Linked DNA regions of Homo sapiens: region 1 is linked to region 2. A link is an interaction called in ENCODE POLR2A ChIA-PET data of the cell type or tissue named here. Cell type or tissue: A673. All regions are shown on one strand.

Region 1 (8,000 bases), 200 kb before region 2:
GAGAATAGGAGGTTGGACTATTAGTTCTTTCCTTGTCCCCACATGGCATTCTAAACTGTGATAAAATTATTTGATACAACCATTGAACCCATTCCTCCTGTTGCCTTTTCTCAGTCTTCAGATCCCCATAGTGTTTCTGTAGCATTTGAAATCTACTCTTCACCCAGATTTTCAAAACTGTGTACTTCTTTGATTCTTCTATGTCCTGTCTTCTGGTTCCCTTCATCCTTGGCTGCTTCCACTTCTTTCTTCTGCCCAGTGCTACGGGCATCTTCTCAGCTTTATCTGTGGTCTTTGGCCCTCTCTGTTTGTTTTTTGTCTCTCTTCTGCTCTTTTACCTTTTCTTCCCTCCTTCACTTCCTCTCCCTTTTTTTCATGCATTCTTCATGTATTTGTTAAGTAGACATTTACTTAGGACCTACTGTATGTTTTGTACTGTGCTAGGTTTTTGGCATAGAAGAATGAATGAGATAGACACAGCCCCAGATTTTATGGAGCTTACAATGAATTTCCCAATTAATTAATAGAATATAATTGTAAAATGTTTTGAGAAGTACTGGTTGCTATAAGAGCATGTAATTTAGGCCCTGTCCTAGTTTAAGAGGTCAGTGAAGTCTTTCTTAAGGAAATCATTTTTAGCTGAAATCTGAAGGATGAGTAGGAATTTATGAGGGGACAACAGGGAATGTTCCACGAGTAGGAACAGAAAACAGTTCTCTAACTCAGTATTTTAGTCATATTGGTCTTCTTTCAGTTACAGTTGTGTGCTGCTCAGTGACACTTTGATCTAGGGCAGACTGCATGTTTGATGGTGGTCCCACAAGATTATTATGGCTACACCATACAGCCTAGGTGTGTCATAGGCTATACTGTCTAGCTCTGTGTAAATACACTCTATGATGTTCACATAATGATGAAATCATCTAAGACACATTTCTCAAAACCTGTCTCCCTCGTTAAGTGACGCATGACTGTACTTGAGTACCCCATGCTTCTTCCCACCTCATTAGGTGTAAGACACAAGTTATCATCTTTCCTCAATGTCACCCAAACCTATTCTTTACTGCAGCCTTAGTTCACTGAATTAGAAATCTTGGTGTCACTGGTTTCATTTGAAATAGAAGTGAGGGCCAGGTGTGGTGGCTCACGCCTGAAATCCCAGCACTTTGGGAGGCCGAAGTGGGCGGATCACCTGAGGTCAGGAGTTTGAGACCAGCCTGATCAACATGGTGAAATCCCGTCTCTATTAAAAATATAAAAATTAGCCAGCCGTGGTGGCGGGCCCCTGTAATCCCAGCTACTCAGGAGGCTGAGGCAGGGGAGAATCGCTTGAACCTGCGAGGTGGAGGTTGCAGTGAGCCGAGACCGCACCACTGCACTCCAGCCTGGGCGACAGAGCAAAATCTGTCTCAAAAAAAAAAAAAAAAAAGAAATACAAGTGAGATTTGTCCTTTCTTCTTTCTTCATTCCCACTGCCATAGAAATATCAGAAGGTGATGTAGAGGCAGGTGGATCACTTAAGCCCAGGAGTTCGAGACCAGCCTGGGCAACATGGTGAAACCCTGACTCTACAAAATACAAAAAAAATTAGCCAGGCGTGGTGGTGTGCACCTGTTGTCCCAGCTACTTAGGAGGCTGAGGTAGTAGGATCACTTGAGCCTGGGGAGGTCGAGACTGCAGTGAGTTTTGTTTTTTATTTTTTTTTGAGTCAGAGTCTCGCTCTGTCTCCCAGCCTGGAGTGCAGTGGCGTGATCTTGGCTCACAGACTGCAGTGAGTTGTGATTTGCACTACTACACTCCAGCCCGGGTGACTGAGTGAGTCCCTGTCTAGAAAGAAAGAAATATCAGAAGGCATTATCACTTCACAACTGAATATTACAGTAGTAACTAGAGTGCTTACTTCAGCTTTTTCCTCCAACACTTTCTTGCCTCATCCTCCGCAGCATAGCTAGTATAGGCCTCTCTTTCTAAGACCCTGTTTTTTATCATCTTACTCCTTGGCTGAAAAACCTAGAATAGATTCCTGATGCATAAAATCCAGATTCTCTTCCTTTGGATCCTCCATTATCAGTCCTCAGACTGTCTCACTCTCGTTTTGTTTCTCAACAAACACCTTTTGGGACAGGTAGATATTCTTCCTCTTCCCCCTGTCAACCATGCTCCTTTATGTCTTTTTCCCTCTGTTTTCTCTTTAACTTTTATTACCAACTTTAGGAAGTCTTTTCAACTACTGTAGCCTCCAGTGATCTCATCCTCTCTGAACTCTGAATTTTTAATAACACTTTCTGCATTTCATATATGCTAATGTCATTTCCTTACCTAAATTATAAGTTTAAGAATGACTTGGGGCTGGGTGTGGTTGCTCATGCCTGTAACCCAGAACTTTTGGAGGCCAAGGCGGGAGGAATCACTGGAGACCAGGAATTCAAGACTGACCTCGAAAAGTTAGTGAAACCTTGTCTCTATTTTAAAAAATTTAAAAATTAGCCAGGCATGGTGGCACATGCCTGTGGTCCCAGCTACTTGGGAAGCTGAGCTGGGAAGATCACTTGAGCTTGAGAGGTTGAGGCTGCAGTGAGTTATGATCACATCATTGCACTCCAGCTTGGGCAACAGATTGAGACCCTGTCTCCAAAAGAAAGAAAGAAAGAATGGCCAGCTGGACATGGTGGCTCATGCCTGTTATCCTAGCACTTTGGGAAGCTGAGGTAGGAAGATTGCTTGAGGCCGTAAGTTCAAGACCAGCCTAGGCAGCATAGCAAGACCCCCGTCTCTACAAAAAATAAAAATAAATTAACTAGGCCTGGTGGCGCATGCCCGTAGTGCCAACTACTTGGGAAGATCACTTGAACCCAGGAGGTTGAGGCTGCAGTGAGCAAAAGAAAAGAACAAGGACATGTTATGACTTATATGTAATTTTATATACTCTAGGATTCACCAAATAGATACTTAATAAATGCTTTGAGGATGCCTAGAAGATTCCTTTTTTGCTTTTTGATCTGCAATTTTATTGCCTGTCAGGACAAATTGTATCACCCTTCAAATACATTCAACAAATTCAATACTCAAAAGTGTAAAATCATAGTGCCCAACAACTAATCAAAACTACTAAATTGTGAAGAGGCAAGAAGATGTAACCTAAAACCAAGAAGATTTATTTTGATATCATTTGGTGGATACTGCTAGTTCATTGCTTACTGGGGACTGTGAATGGTTAACATTGTAATCCTTCTGTCCTGTATGTTGGGTTTAACTTGAATTGATAATAGACACTAACCTAGGTTGAAACAAGGATAATTTATTTTAATGGGCTCTAATATTCCAGGGATTGTTTCTACCAGCTAAATACTCACATTTCATAGAGCTGGTCAAGGATTCCTTCTGATATTCCAGCTATTTTTATAGTCCTTTACAGTTTACCAGTTTTATTTAAATGAATCATCTCATTTAATCCTCATTATAACTCTTTGAGGTAAGTGATGTTATCTTTATTATCAGAAGAAGAAAATGAGGTATAAGAAAAAAGATTGTGAGTCACTCAGCCAGTCTGTGGTAGAACCCAGGCCTGAATCTAGGCCGGCTGACTTTGAACTCCTTTTCTAATAACCTTAGTTGTTCTTGAATGAAGAACCTGCCCTTGATCATACCTAATCATTTTCTGCTGGAGGCCTTTGTCCTTGTGTGTTTGAGTTGTTCATCAGCTGCTTCCCAGAGATGGTGAAAAAGAGGTTAAAAGTTTTTCTAATGGATTATCCTCTTGATTAATATGATTTTGCTTCGGTGTCTTTCTTTTTTTTAGTTTTAGAGACAGGGTCTTGCTCTGTTTCCTGGGCTGGAGTGCAGCGGCACAATCAGCTCACTGTAGCCTCGAACTCTTGGGCTCAAGCGATCCTCCCGCCTCAGACTCCCAAGTAGCTAGGACTACAAGTGCGAGCCACCACACTGAGCCAATTTTTAAAAAAAATTTTTTTGTAGAGACGAGCTGTCACTATGTTGCTCAGATTGGGCCTTGATATCTTTCTAAGACCTTTACTTTAAATGGAATTTGCTTAGGGATGATATGATAAATGAAGCCTAATCTGACTGATACAGTTGCATATTAATTAGTTACCACCCACATCCCTGGTAGGCCTTGTACCCGACACCAAATCTAGATAACCAGACCTGTAGTGTGCCTGGCCAGAAAAAGCCACGTTGAGGTCAAGTATTAAAATGTCATACTGAGGGCTCCCTAACCAAAAGAAATCTAAGCATAAGACCCTCAGTGTCTCTGTCTCTTGTTGGTTCTGTTTGCTTACAGAGGCATGGCACTTGTAAAGCTTTTAAAAACTTGTTTCATGTTCTTATAATCCTTGGGAGATACAGAGTGGGTGTTCAGACCAAAAAGGCTACTTCCTGAAGTGTTTATGCAAAGGATCATTTTTAGAGAGTTATGTGGAATGGAATTGGGTCTGACGTCAATTCTCAGTGTGCTTTCTCTCCCCTGGAGGAATAGGCCATATGTAGAGACAGATGTGAGACTGAAGTCTTTTTTACATATAAATAATGCTGGGAGAGAATGAGAACATTTCTGTAAGGTGGAGGTTGGGGAAGAACAGAGTTCACGGTAAGCCAGAGATGACCAACTTGTTTTTGTATGCACTTCTAAAAAACCTTCTAGTAATGTATAATCTATAAGCCTAAATGTGTGTAAAGTATTTGTACAGTAAATTAGTAGTAATAATAATAGAGCAAGTGTCTGTGTAACCCAGGTCAAATAATAGAACATTGCCAGCACCCAGGAGCTCCCCCAGAATTCCTTTTGATCACCTACCCACACCCCTGTTCTGAGGGAGTCTCCTGACTCCTGTGGTAATGATTTTCTTGCTTTTCTCTTTAGATTTATGACTTTTACATGTGTCCCTAAATGACTTAGGTTCATTTTGCCTGAATCACACTGCATTTATCCTTTTGTGTCTTGATCTTTTCACTCAACATTTTGTTTATAATAATCACACATGTTATTGCCTGTGGTTTGTTCTCTCTTATTAATATTTCATTGTATGACTTTACCACAATTTATTGATTATTTTACTGTTGACGGGTGTTTTTGTTTCCAATCTGGGTTACTACAGATAACACCACTTTGAACATTCTTGAACTTTTCTTTTGGTGCAGGCATTTCTGTTGGATATACATTAGGTTGAACCATATGAATTACCATTTTTGTGGCTCAAACATCAAATAATAATTTCATGTGGTTCAATCTAATAATTAGGGGTAGAATTGTTAGATCATAGGAAATACATATGTTCAATTTTAGTAGATTTTGCCAAATAGTTTTCTAAAGAACTCTTACCAACTTAATTTCCTGTTAGTAATATATAATTGTTGTTCCACATTCTGGCCAACACTTGATACTGTAATTTTTTTTATTGTGGTTTTCATTTGCATTTGCTGGTTACTAATGAGGTTGAACGCATTTTCACTTGTTGTGGCCATTTCAGTTTATTCTTATAAAGTACCTAAGTCACTTGCCCGTTTTTCTTTTGGGTGGTTTGTCTTTGTCTTGTTGATTAGCAGAAGTTATATATATTCTAGATATGAATCCTTGATGGTTAAATGTATTACATATATCTTCTCTCATTCTGTGTTTTTTTAATTCTTAATGTTTTTTGACTCACTGCAACCTCTACCTCCTGGGCTCAAGCAGTCTTCCTGCCCCAGCCTCCCAAGTAGTTAGGACCACAGGTGTGCACCACCATGCCCAGCTAATTTTTTTATTTTTTGTAGAGATGGGATCTCACTATTTTGCTCAGGCTGATCTTGAACTCCTGGCCTCAAGTGATCCTCCCACCTCAGCCTCCAAAAGTGCTGGGATTACAGGCGTGAGCCACTGCTCCTGGCCTTAATGTGTCTTTTGGTGAAAAGGTATTCTAAACTTTAATATAGTCAAATGTATCGTCATTCTTTTTTATAATTAATGCTTTATCCACAAACTCTTTTACCCAAGATCTTGAAGATATTCTTTTATATTATATTCCGAGAGCTTTATCTTTTCATTTTTAGGCCTATTCATCTAAAGTTGATTTTTGCATGTGGAGTGAGGTTAAAGTTCAATTTCATTTTTCCCCTAAGGGATATCCAGTTGTCTACACCAGCTGGTGAAAAGACAGTCGCTTCTTTGAGGTGTCGCTTCTGTCGTAAATAAGGGTCTGCATGTACCTGCATCTGATCTAGGCTCTTTGTTCTATTTCATTGGTCTGTTGATCTATTCCTCACTGTATTAATTTCTTTTTTTTTTTTTTTTTTGAGACAGAGTCTTGCTCTGTCACCAGGCTGGAGTGCAGTGGTGCAATCTTGGCTCACTGCAGCCACTGCCTCCGGGGTTCAAAGAATTTTCCTGCCTCAGCCTCCTGAGTAGCTGGGACTACAGATGCCCACCACCATGCCTGGCTAATTTTTATATTTTTAGTAGATACGGGGTTTCACCATGTTGGCCAGGCTGGTCTCAAACTCCTGACCTCAGGCGATCCACCTGCCTCGGCCTCCCAAAGTGCTAGGATTACAGGCGTAAGCCACTGTACATGGCCTACTGTATTAATTTCTATAGCTTTACAGTAACTAAGCCCCCACCTTGTTGTTGTTGTTTTTCTTTTTAGTGATGAGGTCTTGCTGTGTCACCCAGGCTGGAATGCAGTGGCATGATCATAGCTTACTGCTGTCTTGACCTCCTGGGCTCAAGCAATTTTCCTGCCTCAATCTCCTGAGTAGCTAGGACTATTGGTACATACCACCATGCCCGGCTAATTTTTAAATTTTTGTGGAAACAGAGTCTCACTGTCTTGCCTAGGCTTATCTCAAATTCTTGGCCTCAAGCTATCTTCCCACTTTGGCCTCCCAAGGTACTAGGATTACAGGTGTGAGCCACCATGCCCAGCCTGTTCTTCTTTTTTAAGAATGCCTTGGCTATTCTTGTCTTTCTGCCTTTCCATACACATTTTAGAATCCGCTTGTTGAGTTTCAAAAAAGTCTGTTAGGATTTTGATTGACATTATATTTAATTTATCAATCAATTTGTTTAGAATTGACATATTTATAATAGTAAGGTTTTTGTCTAGGAATAAAATATATCACTACATTAATAAGGTCTACTTTATTGTGTATCAAAAAAATTATTTGAAATAAAATTCACCATTTTAATGTTTTTTAATTATAAAATATGCACAACACAAAATTTACAATTTTAATCATTTTAAAGCATACAATTCAATGGCTTTTAGTACATTTATAATGTACAACTCTCACCAGTATCCAAGTTTAGAAGATTTTTATTATGCCTCCCCCCCAAAAAAACCCATACCCATTAAATATCCATTAAGCAGCCACTCCCCAGTTCATAGTAACCTCTGTTTTCTGTCTTGGAGGATTTGCCTATTACGAACATTTCATATAAATGGAATCGTATATATGTGGCCTTTGGTGCCTGGCCTTTTTCAGTCACAGCAATATTTTTAAGGTTTATCTGTGGCATAGGCTGTATCAGACCTTCATTCCTTGTTATGGCTGAGTACTGTTCTATTGTATGGATATACCACATTTTAATGGTATGGATATACCACATGAATCTATCTGTTGATGGGCATTTGTCAATAAAATTCTATCCTTTTTTTTTTTTTTTTTTTGAGACAGAGTCTTACTCTGTTGCCCAGGCTGGAGTGCAGTGGTGTAATCTTGGCTCACTGCAACCTCCACCTCCCAGGTTCAAACAATTCTCCTGCCTCAGCCTCCCAAGTAGCTGGGATTACAGGCCTGTACCACCACACCCAGCTAATTTCTGTATTTTTAGTAGAGATGGGGTTTCCCCATGTTGGCCAGGCTGATCTTGAACTCCTGACCTCAGGTGATCTGTCCACCTGGGCCTCCCAAAGTGCTGGGATTACAGGCGTGAGCCACCGTGCCCAGCCAATAAGATTCTATACTTTTTTATGGAGCACTTTCATCTTTTATTATATTTATTC
Region 2 (8,000 bases):
ATGGGAATCCATTAAAAATAAAGTTGCCAAATATATGTGTGTGTGTGTGTGTGTATATATATATACACACACACACATACACAAACACACATGGCACATATGGTGACGTATATATAAACACACATTGCATACATGTGCCATTGTATAAATATTATGTACATTATAAAATATACACAACAAAACAAATATAAAAAATAAACATAACTAGAGGTTCTGATATTTTCTTCTTATACTCCCAAGCACATTTGTGCTAATCTATTTGAATGCACATACTGGTGTGCCAGTAAACCAGCTTTCTGACAAAAAATAAAAAGGTCCTGATTTGTAAGCCAGTTTCTGTGATGTAAATCTTCCTACCAATGCAGATTTTGAGCTACTAACATCATGTTAATTGGCTTGCAAAGCTTCTGAAAGTTTAACAACCAGCTCTCAACGAGCCGGTACAGGCGGAGTCCAGCATACCATGGGCATACACATCACACTCTGGAGATCAAAGTCATGGGCCAGGATAATGGAACATTTCAGTTTAAAAAGAGCTTTTCAACAGAAAAATTCTACATGTTAAGAAATAATTGTTTTCAATATTTTGTACTATATTATCCTTCTTAAACATGAATTACTCGTTAAAAATTTGAGAAAAACACTCCTTTTAAAAACCATGGCTGGTTGGTGGGTGCACTAAAAGCCCAGACTTCACCACTATGCAATATAGCCAGGTAACAAAATTGCACCTGTACCCCCTAAAGCTATAAAAAACAATGAAAAACAATGACAAAAAACCCCATGGCTTACACTTAAAATGAGTTCAATTTATTTTACAAAAATTATTATAACAAAGTTGATTTTTTAAAAAAAGCAAATTTATTTTATCTACTAAAATAAGCCAAATAATTAAATAAATACAGTCCTATGTATGACAAAGTATGTCACTGAATAATATACTAGTTTAGTGGTTGTATTTTCATAAAACATACAGTATCCTTTTTAAATGAGCAAAACTGCCACATCCTTATTAGGCAGTAGCACCAAAACTCTGCAGTTAAAAAGCAGCGTATCATACATTGTAAACTTCTTTTTTTTTTTAAGAGACAGTGTCTCACTTTGTCACCCAGGCTAAAGTGTAGTGGTATGATATAGCTCACTGCAACCTCAAGCAATCCTCCTGCCTCAACCTCCCAAGTAGCTGGGACTACAGATGTGCACCACCACACCAGGCTAATATTTGTATATATATATTTTTTGGTAGAGATGGGGTTTCACCATGTTGCCCAGGCTGGACTCAAGTAATCTTCCCTGCTCAGCCTCCCAAACTGTTGGGATTACAAGTGTGAGCCCACACTGCAAACTTTTAAAACAACTTGCAGTCTGAGAGATGACTTAAGATTTCTGATTTTTAAGTTTAAAGACAATATAGAAAAATGGTGTACTTAGTAACAAATAGCATACATTTATTTTCTTTCATTGATTAGAAAAACAAATATAAGAAGAAAAATCATGATACGAAATAGAGAACTATCTTGTGGAATGAATGGAGATAGTGTTAGGCTGAGTCATACCTGATAAAGTTTGATTATGTGAGGGTGGTCTAACATTTTCATTATTTGTACTTCTCGGTAGATTTTCTCAAGGTTCACTGCATCCAGCTGAGACTTATCGATTATTTTTATTGCCACCTGCATCCCAGAACACAAATAAATACAATTAGTATACAATAGTTAACATTTTCTAGTTAAGAATCCTGTCAATAAATGACATGAGACTTCACCTGTAGGTTCCTGACACTGATGATAGCAGTTTAAATTCAATGTTCATTCATTCAACAAATATTTCTTAAACTAATACCATGTGTAAGGCAGTAGATGTTGTTTGGCAGTGTCTTTAGTGTGCTATGAAGAATAATTTGAAAACATGTTTCTCTTTCAGTACAATGGTAATGTCTTTTTTCTCCTGTACAAACTGAAAAAATAAAATCTTTATTTGATTAAATTAGTAGCTATATCAACTAGTTATCCTGCTGTGAAGTACCTATAAACAAATGATCAGCAAAGTAGAAGACAGTTCGGAAGATAGCTTCTGTTGCACTGAAATACTATTTTCCTAGAAAAGCAAGTGATAAGTTTCAAAGAATACAGACAAAAAGCTGAATATAAAATATTAAAACTCATTACATGAGAAAATACAATTGGACTTTCTTTTAAAAATTGAAGTGCAAAAACTAAAATGTTAGTAACTGCACTAAAATTTAACTTTGTAAAAGGAATTTTATTTCAGAAACTGTGACTTCATTCTGTTATAACTAGAGAGGAGCCCAAACAATTCCAAGGTTAATAATTTGAAGGGATTACATATGAAGGTGAATGACTAGGTAGGCAGAAATCAATGATTACACACATTTTTTTCATGCAATTAAAAAGAACTAATTTATTAAAATTAGTAGATATTTGGTTGGAAAATAAAGCATTCTGATTTAAATAAATTTTTCAGATAATTGGGAATCACCCCAATTTAATTATCAGTTTTGAAAAAACTCTAAAATGTACTTCAAGTTATATCAAAGGGTATTCTAAACATAATTTAGCCTTATGTTATTGTTTCAGGGTAACTTTTCTTCTTTTTTTTTTTTTTTTAATGCAGATGGGGTCTCATTATGTTGACCAGGCTGGCCTTGAATTCCTGGCCTCAAGCAATCCTCCCTTTTCAGCCTCCCAAAGTGCTGGGATTACAGGTGTGAGCCACCATGCCTGGCCTCAGGAAAACTTTTATTTATTTATTTATTTGATACAGAGTCTCCCTCTGTGGCCTAGGCTACAGTGCAGTGGCACGATCTTGGCTCACTGCAACCTCCGCCTCCTGGGTTCAAGTGATTCTCCTGCCTCAGCTTCCCAAGTAGCTGGGATTACAGGTGTGTGCCACCACGTCTGGCTAATTTTTGTATTTTTGGTAGAGATGGGGTTTCACCACGTTGGCCAGGCTGGTCTTGAACTCCTCACTTCAGGTGATCCGCCCACCTCGACCTCCCAAAGTGCTGGGATTTCAGGCGTGAGCCACTGTGCCCAGCCGAGGATAACTTTTAATATCAGCAATTGCACATGCTATGACAGCTCAATGCTTCCAAAAGCTATCCAATAAAATAGGACTCAGCTTGCCATTTCACATAATTCCCACAGTCTCCTGTTCATACAATTACAGTTAACCCTGAACAACATGGGATTTAACTGTGTGGGTTCACTGATACACAAATTTTCTTCCACCACTAAGACAGCAAGACCAACTTCTCTTCTTTCTCCTCCTCCTCAGCCCACTCAATGTGAAGATAATGAGGATGGAGACCTTTATGATCCACTTCACTTAATGAGTAATAAATGTATTTTCCTTGTTATTTTCTTAACATTTTCTTTTCCCTAGTTTACTTTATTATAAGAATAAAGTATATAATGCATGTAACATACAAAATATGTGTTAATGGACTGTTTCTGTTATTGGTAAGGCTTCCAGTGAACAGTAGGCTATTAGTTAAATTTTGGGGGAGTCAGGCTGGGCGCTGTGGCTCATGCCTGTAATCCCAACACTTTGGAAGGCCGAGGCAGGCTGATCATTTGAGGTCAGGAGTTTCAGACCAGCCTGGCCAACATGGTGAAACGCTGTCTCTACTAAAAACATAAAAATTAGCTAGGCATGGTGGTGGGTGCCTGTAATCCCAGGTTGACCTGGGAGACTGAGGCAGGAGAATCGCTTGAACCTGGGAGGCAGAGGTTGCAATGAGCCAAGATCGTGCCACTGCGCTCCAGTCTGGGCGACAGAGCGAGACTCTGTCAAAAAAAAAAAAAAAATGGGGGGAGAGTCAAAAAGTTATACTTTCAACTGACCCCCGAGGGGGGTCAGTTCCCCTAACCTCTGCCTTGTTCAAGGGTCAAATGTAATGTTTTTCTTCTTTCTTTATGGCTGCTCTATCCTTTGCTGTTATGTCCTAAAGCTCTACTGTAAGTTTTACTTCTCACCTTTCTCTATTTCTAACTTGCTGTCCACAGGTTGTTTCCTGATTTGAATTAATTGTAGAACTCTGCAAGCTTCCCAGGGGAAATCCGATTACTAAACATAATGTATAAAATTAAATTTATCGCCTAAGAATAAAAGCTTCTTTTCTAGGGAGTAAAGTACATAGGTTCTGTGATAGCTCTTTTCATTATGTTTGGTGGTGTTTTAATTATTACCGTAATGAAAATATTCTAGAAAGTAAAACTTTGACTGCTAGGCAAGTAGAACGATTAATATTATATACTCGCTATTAGAAATATTATTGGACCACCTCAAACCTAAATACATTTAAAGAAACCCCCCTCAATGAAGAGTATGATACAATCCATTATTATCCATTATTTTGGGTAACTTTGGGTAACAGCTGCCAGATAAAAGGATAAGTGTATAATTGAATATCCTCAATATTCCTTAGGAAGATCACATCAAGTTTCACGGACATGCATATTTTGAAGAAAATGTCTTACCCTACAATTTCAGGAGTGAGTCTATATATCAGCACCCCCTGCCCCCAGGAAAAAGCTTTTATAATGAGATGGGTCACAACCATCTAATAGAAGAAGATGGAAAGAAGGGATTATGGTTTTTAAAAACCCAGCATGATTCCTATCATGAGACAATTTTATAATGTAAATATCTTGAGTGTCATATTTAATGGGATGAAAGAGTTTAGATATTAAATATCAATTAAAGCAAGGTATTACCCAGAGAAAGCTCCTTTTTTATACCCTTTTGGAATGTTGGCCTCAACAATGAAAAAGTGAAAAATATATGACATATATTAAAAAGTTTAAAATGTTATCTAATTAAATTTTAATAAAAATTATAAATCTCATTTAACATTTCTTAACAAAATAACTCAAATGATATAATTCTCCCTTCAATTTTATCTTGGGTCACAGACTTTATCCATCTATGATCCTATGATCATAAATATATATATATATATATATATATATATATATCCCATTGCTATCCCTTGTTTCTAAGGCTATTACAGGAGAGGATTATGCTTCTCTAAAGAAAAAGCAGAGCATGAGTTAACATGTTCCTTGTAACATGGGAACTCTAACTGCTTTACCAAATACACCCCAAAACTTATGATTCAAACTCAACAGAAGTTTATTTCTTGCTCACGTAGCAGAACTAGATGAATGCAGACTTTTGAAATTCAAAGAGGCTTTAATATCTTTAATGTGTGGCTTCCAAGGTTAACCTGAAGGCGGTCTCCATTCCAGCTAGACAGAAGGAAAAAAGAACTCTGAGGGATCTTCATGGGTGATTTTATGGGCCAGGGCTGGAAGTGGTGCCTATTACTTCTGTTCATTCCATTAGTTAGAACTCCGCATATGACCACACCTAAATGCAAGGGTGGCATAGAAACAGTCCAGCTGTAGGCCCAGAAAGAAGAGGAAACAGCAGAGTTTTCAATGATCAGCTAGCAGTCTGCCAAACTCATCCAAGTAATTTCTTAACAATGGAGCTCTCTATCAAGTACTTCCCAGAAATATGTATAATACTAACAATGGTGATGACTTTCACAACTGCACAGCATTTTTAAAGATACTTCAGCATATTTTATCTCATTTATTTCCCAATTCTGTGAAGTAAATGAAACAAGCAGTACACTCATGAGTTGAAACTGAGGTTCAAATAATGTCACATAATCAACAAAGGTCTTAAAGCTCTAATGAATTAAGGAAGAAAAACCCTAGGCCTTCTAACTCCAACTTTAATCTTTTCACTATTTCAAAGGGTCTTGTAGTAATACATTACACAGCATCTGTTGTGTGCCAGGAATTATGCCTGGGATATAAAAATGAATGAGATTTGATTCCTACCCTCAACAATTTAATAGGTATGTAAGAAGAAGATGAACACATTTTACCAACAAAAAAAAAAGTATTTGGGGATTTCCCCAAAGGTGCACTGAAAGTCCTTAATTTGCAAAAGGGTTGTGTTCCAATAGTTCCTTTTAAGGATTAGAATGAACTTAGATTTCTGGGAACTTCCTCTCTATATCCCTTCTCTTATTTAGTTCTCAACATAGTATAAGAGACAAAATCTGCATGGTAACAAGAAAGTAGGTCAAGAAAGGAACTCCACGAATGGAAAGATCCCCTTTTTTGGTGGTGTTCATCTATTCAACTCTCTAATCATTATATATACATTATCTTAAAAAAACTTTCAATAAATTTATATGACAGAAAAATGAATACTCCTTCTACTAAAGGACTGAATAAAGGTTTCCTGTATAAACTGAAGAACATTAGGACAAACTAGAATGATTACTATCAAACTAAATCCCACATAAAGTAGCAACATTGAATATTCAACTTCAAAATACTCAGGGAAATATGAATTAAAAACAAAATACCATTTTCACTTATTATATTTATAAAGATTAAAAAATAAATAACCTGGTCAGCTAAAGTTCAGTGAGATGTTTGTTTCAGATAGTTAGTAGGAATATAAAATAGATTATAATTTTTCTGGGAAGCAATTTAGTAGTCTTTATTATGAACCTTAAAAATCATCCATTCCATGTAGCTTAAGGACTCTTCTGAGAAGTTATTTGAAGGAAATAATCTGAAATGAGGACAAAGATTTATGTGTAGTTTTTTTTTTTTTTGAGACAGGGTCTCACTCTGTTGCCTGGGCTGGAGTGCACTGGCGCGATCTCAGCTCACTGCAACCTCTGCCTCCCAGGCTCAAATGATCCTCCCACCTCAGCCTCCCAAGAAGCTGGGACTACAGGTGTGCACACACACACACACACACACACACACACACATTTGGTCGAGAGTGGGTTTCACCATGTTGCCCAGGCTGGTCTCAAACTCCTAGGCTCAAGTAATCCTCTTGCCTTGGCCTCCAAAAAGTATGGGATTACTGGTGTGAGCCACCTCACCCAGCCTTATGTGTACATATAATCAATAGAGTATTAGAAAACTGAGATATCAGTGCAGTCTCAGCATAAGGTATGAGTAGAAAAAGATGACAAAAAACTGCTTTGTACTTTTCTGTGCAATTTTTCTTCAGTGAACATGTATTATTTTTCTAATAAGAAAAAACCCAGAACAATGACAGTTATTTATCATATACTAATTCTCTGAGATATATTAGTTTTCATTTTCTCATTTTCAAAATTCTTTAGAAAATGGCTATATTATTTTATGATTTAAATATTAAGAAGACCATATATACAGAAATGTTTCTAACAATGTGAAATTTTAAAAAACACTATGAAAGTAACAACTATGTAAAATACAAATTTTATACAGGAGGACAAAGAATTAAATGTAAGAGCAGAAATGTAAAAAGTGTTAAACTGATGAATAAATGGAATTTTTTCATTTTTCAAACTGTTTGTTATCTTTTTTTTTTTTTTTTTAGACAGAGTCTTGCTCTGTCACTGCTGGAGTGCAGTGGTGCGATCTCAGCTCAGTGCAACCTCTGCCTCCAGGGTTCAAAGTGATTCTCCTGCCTCAGCCTCCCAAGTAGCTGGGATTACAGGCATGCACCACCACGCCAGGCTAATTTCTGTATTTTTAGTAGAGATGGGGTTTCACCATGTTGGCCAGGCTGGTCTCAAACTCGTCACCTCAAGCAATCCACCCGCCTCGGCCCCCCAAAGTGCTGGGATTACAGGCGTGAGCTACCATGCCTGGCCTATCCTGTCTCTTTGATTTTAGAAAAACAAATTAACTTCTCATAAAAGAAATACTAATCTCATTTAAAGAAACCACATATACAAAAGTTGCTTTTGGGTTCTATAAATCCACAGATTAAAGCCAAAAAAAGTAGCTTTTGGAGATTTTATAAAGAAGTTACAAATAAGAGCTATTCTTCTAATAACAAATTACAAGGGATTAACATGTGTTTCTTGTCTTAGATAATATTTACTCCAGTCCTATTACTAATATACTAATTCTACACTGTCCTTCTGAAGTACCAAGTAACAT

What was found. Peaks named below come from ENCODE experiments on the same cell type or tissue, not always from the same donor. Only the 100,000 strongest peaks of a DNase experiment are listed, where the experiment ranks them.
Region 1: POLR2A ChIA-PET joins it to region 2 with 6 read pairs; 7 of 35 experiments call an interaction of 5 or more read pairs at or near these places.

Annotation. Positions count from the first base shown.
Region 1 is chr11:111,811,207-111,819,206 of GRCh38, reverse strand. The region is part of intron 13 of ALG9 (ALG9 alpha-1,2-mannosyltransferase); the gene reads left to right. Among named protein-coding and RNA genes, the nearest start is that of PPP2R1B, 49 kb to the right of the region's middle. RefSeq lists an enhancer at 3,341-4,540. In A673, no CTCF peak of the experiment used is centred here; a DNase peak (open chromatin) is centred at 4,436; H3K27ac peaks cover 3,889 bases.
Region 2 is chr11:111,609,916-111,617,915 of GRCh38, reverse strand. It overlaps SIK2 (salt inducible kinase 2), which reads right to left. Exons shown (of 15, transcript NM_015191.3): 2 at 1,557-1,673. Among named protein-coding and RNA genes, the nearest start is that of SIK2, 11 kb to the right of the region's middle. In A673, no CTCF peak of the experiment used is centred here; no DNase peak of the experiment used is centred here; H3K27ac peaks cover 1,092 bases.